Regions from separate parts of the Homo sapiens genome. Here region 2 is linked to region 1. A link is a loop called in an ENCODE intact Hi-C map of the cell type or tissue named here. Cell type or tissue: prostate gland. All regions are shown on one strand. Each heading gives the region's core, and the rest is flanking DNA. Links, peaks and the distances in the headings are about the cores only. Region 1 has its middle 6.0 kb from the start of AMOTL1. Region 2 overlaps AMOTL1 (angiomotin like 1).

What was found. A loop is a pair of places that touch in the nucleus more often than their neighbours do. Peaks named below come from ENCODE experiments on the same cell type or tissue, not always from the same donor. Only the 100,000 strongest peaks of a DNase experiment are listed, where the experiment ranks them.
Region 2: a loop joins it to region 1, with 2.6 times the contacts of the local background. A loop is called at or near these places in 7 of 110 quality-filtered maps.

What each region holds. Positions count from the first base shown.
Region 1 is chr11:94,760,935-94,763,857 of GRCh38, forward strand. It overlaps a transcript of AMOTL1 not described here. Among named protein-coding and RNA genes, the nearest start is that of AMOTL1, 6.0 kb to the right of the region's middle. In prostate gland, for the core only: a CTCF peak has its summit at 1,443 (motif pointing left); no DNase peak of the experiment used is centred there.
Region 2 is chr11:94,875,217-94,878,139 of GRCh38, forward strand. AMOTL1 (angiomotin like 1) reads left to right here. Exons shown (of 13, transcript NM_130847.3): 13 at 1-1,532. Among named protein-coding and RNA genes, the nearest start is that of CWC15, 97 kb to the right of the region's middle. RefSeq lists an enhancer at 1,208-1,719. In prostate gland, for the core only: no CTCF peak of the experiment used is centred there; a DNase peak (open chromatin) is centred at 1,655; H3K27ac peaks cover 1,468 bases.

The sequences.
Region 1 (2,923 bases), core at 294-2,793:
TATTTTTATTTTTATTTTTTGTAGGGACAGGGTCTGACTGTGTTGCTCAGGCTGGTCTTGAACTCCTGGTGTCAAGCGATCTTCCCGTCTTGGCCTCCCAAAGTGCTGGGATTACAGGAATAAGTCAATGTGCTCGGCCAATATTTCTGAATGAATGAATGAACCATTATAGTTCTCACATACTTTGCCTTCTTTCAAACTTTATTGTCCTTTCAGTTAATCCTCTGTTTAGGACTTAATTTTTTTCTTTTTTCTTTTCTTTTTTTTTTTTTTAGACAGAGTCTTGCTCTGTTACCCAGGCTGGAGTGCAGTGGCGTGATCTCGGCTCACTGCAACCTCCGCCTCCCAGGTTTAAGTGATTTTCCTGCCTCCGTCTCCTGAGTAGCTTGGATTACAGGCACCTGCCACCATGCCTGGCTAATTTTTGTATTTTTAGTAGAGACAGGGTTTCACCATGTTGGCCAGGCTGGTCTCCAACTCATGACCTCAAGTGATCCGCACCCCCTGGCCTCCCAAAGTGCTGGGATTACAGGCATGAGCGACTGCGCCTGGCCCAGGACTTTATTTTTTCTAGTTATTTCTAATTTTTTTCTAGTTATTTTTAATTATTCCTCTCTCTCTCCCAATCCATACTTTGGACTTTTCTGAAGACTTGTACCTAGCATGATACTGGCTCTATGGCTGAGATGCAATAAATGCTTTCTGATTTCTTGATCAATAACTTATAGAACATTTAAGACATGAATTTTAACTTCTTCCCTCACTTTGAGTTTATGCTGTAAAACAAATTTTTCTCCTGAATGGAACCATCTAGAGTGTCTGGAGCCATTAGGAATGGTGAGAATTTCCCCACTTCTCTGTCTTTCCTTGGCTTTTAAAAAGGTGTAAGACCTGTTGGTCTGTAGTGCATATTCTGGAGAGAGAAGAACTAAAATTGCTGAACAGGTTGTGGAGGGGTCATTTCTCTCACTGTTCTTTCTATGAACTGAAAATATATGTTTTCAGTATAAACATCCAATAATTACTTTCAAAATGGGGATTACAAGGGTTCTTTAGGGTGAACATTCTGAACTTCAGCTATTGTGAAACTCCTTATTTTTAATAGTGGCTTTATGTTGTTTTAGAAACTCAGTATGATTCCAGTTTTAGAAACAAAAATGTGTCTATATCATCACTGGAAATCAGAGAGGAAAACATGATTAGTTTTTTTGCTCATGAAAAGAGGAAAGGGAAGCAATCATAATAGAATGATATATTATAGGGTGGATGGAACTGAAGCTGCTATTAGTATGCAATTAGATTCACCCAGTATCTCAATGGAATGATCAATATGATTAGAAGCTTGGGAGCTTCTTTTAAAGTGGGTAACATCAATTAATCAACTAACTCAGTGGTTCTCAATCAGAGGCAATTTTGCCCCCTAGGGGACATTTGGCAATGTCTGGAGACAGTTTTTGTTTTCATAAATGAAGGTAGAGGGGGTGGTTGCCACTGGCATCTAGTGGGTAGAGGCCATCCCTACAATGCACTGGGCAGTCTCTCACAACAAAGAATCATCAGCCCCAAATGTCAGAGGGCCAGGGTTGAGAAACCCTGCAATAACATCAGCCAAAAAAGTATTATGAGTTTTCAGTACTCCCAAGGTTTCCGTAGTAGTAGTAGCAAATAATGTTTAGAATAACTGTCATGTATCGAATATCTACTCCATGTCGGAATCTTTATATTTACAGCTGGTCTGTCTCAGTCCGGGTCTGACACCAGTTTGTTTGGGGCCAACGTCTCTACTCTTCTTCCTTACCCCATTTGGTACAGGTGCATTTTCTCTGGACATCAGCATATCTATCCTCAGTTTCTTGTGTTTATATAGATAAAATTATGTGTTTAGTGCATATTAGGTAATATGCTTACAGGAGAAAGCAGTCAAGCCAGAAGAGACTGGTGTGTCACTATGGGTGTGAAACGAAAAACATCCCGACAAACAGGCCTCAGATCTATAACTTAACGATCCCGCCAAACTACCTATGTAGCATGGTAGCACAGAGCCTGGTCCTCAGTAGGTACTTAATAAATATTTGTTGGGAAACTTTTTTCATAATCCACACAGAGTCCTTGATAAGCTTCAAATGGAGCAGGGTGTTCAAATGATCTCTTCTGTTGCATAACATTTTATTTGTTCCAGGAGCAGTTTCTTCATCCACAGGCACCTGATATTTCCAGAACTACACAAGTGTCGTACCTTGTGTATCTTCCCACTTGCCCTCCACATTGTCCTCCTTTTTGTTTTTCATTCTTTCACTCTGAGACCATCTGGTCCTGACAAAGGCTCATCCCCTTGCCCTTTCCTCTCCTTACGACAATGTACACTCAGTACTCTCTGCTTTAGACACTGCCAGTATTCCCTGAATTATGCTCCTGCCAACAGTTTGCAGGGCAGGGCATGTGTCAGAATCTTCAGAGGAGGCATGTGCTGTGTGAAAAAGCTTATTTGAGAATATTATTTTATATTTAGAAAAAGGCAGGAAAAAACACACTAGAGTTGACCCTTGAACAATGCAGGAGTCACGGGCGCTGACCCCCTCACACAGTTGAAAATCCAAATATAACTTCTGACTCCCCAAAAACTTAACTGCTAATAGCCTACTGTTGACTGGAAGCCTTACCGATAATATAAACAGTTGATTAACACATATTTCATATGTTATATGTATTAATACTGTATTCTTACAATAAATAATAAGCTATAGAAAAGAAAATGTTATTAAGAAAATCACAAGGCAGAGATGATCATCATAAAAGTCTTCATCCTTGTCATCTTCACATTGAGTAGGCTGAGGAGGAGGAAGAAGGGGGTGGGTTGGGCTTGCTGGTTCAGGGTGGCAGAGGTGGAGGAAGATCTGTGTGTAAGTTGACCTGCACTGTTCAA
Region 2 (2,923 bases), core at 312-2,811, 110 kb after region 1:
GGCAAAGTAATTAAGAAGTTACCAGAAATTGGTCGGCTGGGGAAATGCAAAAGTTAGCATTTCAGTAGTGAATTTCTCCTGGAACAAATGAGCAATTTTTCCTCTTTCTCTTAAGTAGTATACCCTTTTCTCACTTAGTAATTTAATGGTATATAAAGACATGTGTATAAGTGAGTGCATACATATGAGGTATGACTATAGGGTTGTTTGTGGGAATTTCTTTTCCTAACATACAGAAGATCAAAGTGTTCATCTCACCCCGCCCTCCTTAAAAGGTGTCTTTTGGGAGACTATGTGCTCATTGACTATAGTGCTGCCAAGTAAAAATATCTTGGGAACTCTTCTACTAGAATGGCCTTCAGGGCTTGGCATGTTCCTTTGGTTTACCCTTAGAGATGAGAAATCCTCCTCCTTTGAGGATGGATTTAAGTTCTGGAAATAATCTCAAGTGCTTGATAGCACAGTTGGATGAAAAAAGATGGCAATTAAGGTAAGTTACACCATTTTTGTTTCTAAAAAAATCCCTAAGAAATTTCTTGGAATGAGTCTTTGGCCTCAGAGCCTCTCAAAGTGTCCACTTCAAGGGGGGATCATCCTCATTAGCACACAGATTTTTAAAAATCAATTCTCTTGCCATGCCTCCTATGTGTTCACATCTCTGCATACACTACAGATATAAGTGCATAATCATTCATATAAACATCTGGTAGGTATTCTGTAAAACTGTGTTTACTTTAGTGCATGTTATTGTCATGTTATGATGTGACTGGGGTGTTTCTTTGTCATGAAACTTTGCTTCTTCACAGAATTAGAATACTGCTCTCTCTATATTGAACTACATATACAGCGTTTTCTTGTATCAGCCCCCAAAGTCTGGATGCCCGGTGTTGTGTTTACATGTGATTGTGCCTAGGAGTCTGTTCACATAGAGACACCTGTAAGTATTTATTACAAAACGGAATGTAAGCAAATATATCCACATTGGTTTTATTTGAATCAAGGTGTTTTTTTGTTTTTTGTTTTTTTTCCTTTTGAGGAGGAACAGGGAGCCTCCTCCTCCATGAGCACTTACAGAATTGTGTAAAATTCTGTGAAACAGTGGTAAGCATGGGCACCCGATTTCAGCTGTCCTGCTGCCGCTGCCCTCCAACCTGCTCTGTGTGTGTGTGTCGCTGTGCTTGGTGGCAGTGTGCCGTGCTCGTGCCGGCTCTTCCCAGCAGACTGGTATCTGGCTGTAACGTTTGACGTCTTCATATTGCCAGTCTGTATTGAGGGGTGATGTACATGGCCATACAGCCAAATGGGTCTGTGTACCAGTGTGGGGATTCCAAGAACACTGCCTGTCCCCCACAGCAAATATTGATGCTGTTGGTCAGCCAAAGATTTTCCTCTCCTTTGCTGCTTAAACTTGTGCCTTAATATTGTACATAATAAATGGATAAAATGGCAAAATGACTCTTTTCTCTCGCTTGCTCCTTTCTTCCTTAAAGAACTTATAAACTGATGCTCAATAAATGTTTCATTTCATTGTACCCCACTTAATGTTTTGCTTCAGAGGCCCTCGGCTCCCCCCTTGTGGGCCTCACGCTGACACCAACACGCAGCTCTTGACTCTGAGGAGGAAATGAATCATCCAGACCATCGCAGCTTGCAGCCCGCCCACTCCTGGCTCCTCCAGACAAATAAGGAGAAAGGAAACGCAGGGAGACTGTGTGCCTGGGTGTCCACTTTGATCACATGTGAGTGTCCACTTTTGAGGTTCCTTAGTTCAGAGCCTGCAAATGATCACTGTAAACTGGCTCTGTCTCAGGAATTCACCCAGGCAGCCTGGAGTCAGCCATGGCTCTCTGAGCCTGAGGATGGAAATGGGAGATGGGAGCTGTTTTGTCAGTGTCTTGGGGTCACAGGAGAAGAAAGCGGGACTTTGGTGGGAAGGAGTCACACGGTAAATGGGCGAAATCCAGGCCAGGAGCCTCAGAGACTGAAGCAGAACAGAGTAAGACTCATGAGAATCTCCACATGAAGGCCCCTCCCCTGGGATCACTGTGTTTAAGAGAGAGTGGTTCCTGCTGTTTATTCTCTGGTCATGCCTTTTCAGCGAAAGCCTGTCTCCTCACCCACCCCCAGCCCTAGCATAGGAAAAGCTTCCTTGATGTGAGCTCTGGGGGAGTGTGAAGGATGCATCTCTAGCCCCCGAGTAATCATCAGTGTGATTTATATGCATTATCTTCTTCAGTCACAACAACCTCGTCATCATCCCCACTTTAAACCCCAGGAGACTGAAACTCAAACAACCCTGGGCAAGTAATGTGCAAAAGATGGCAGGGTGGGGATTTGAACCCAGGTCTACCTGTTGCAGAGTCAAGGGACTTGCATGTGCAAGTTGGGTGGATGCTGGGAGGCAGGAGGCTCATGCTCCTGTCTGCCTGGCTTCTTGTCTGTCCTGCTTCTACCCCGAGGACTCCTCTGCAGGGAGCGCCATCTGTGTGCGTGTGCAAATATGACTCAATTCACGTAAAGATGCACTCTTGCAGCTCCCCAGTCTCTACCTGTCAGGATGACTCCAGGAAGACAGCTGGAGTACTGCATTTGTGTTTAGGGTTTGTATGACCCTTCCGAGTTGTCACCTTCCCACGCTGATCCCACATGTGTACATCATGCGAGCCACCCCCTGAGCTCTGACCTTTCTCTTGGCCCCTTGTACACCCCAGGAGAGAAGTTCTCAATCCCAGCAGTTCTTTGTAGTCATTCCAAGTGGTACACGTCTGTGCCCTGAAGGAACACTGGCCTCCATTCTGACATCTGGGCTGGGGCCTCAGGAACCACAAGAGATAGCAATGTGTTTTAAGTTGCGCAGGCCCATCGTGATAAGGAATTAGGTCACAAATGGGAAATAAATCAGAAGCAATGAAATTCCTTTCTT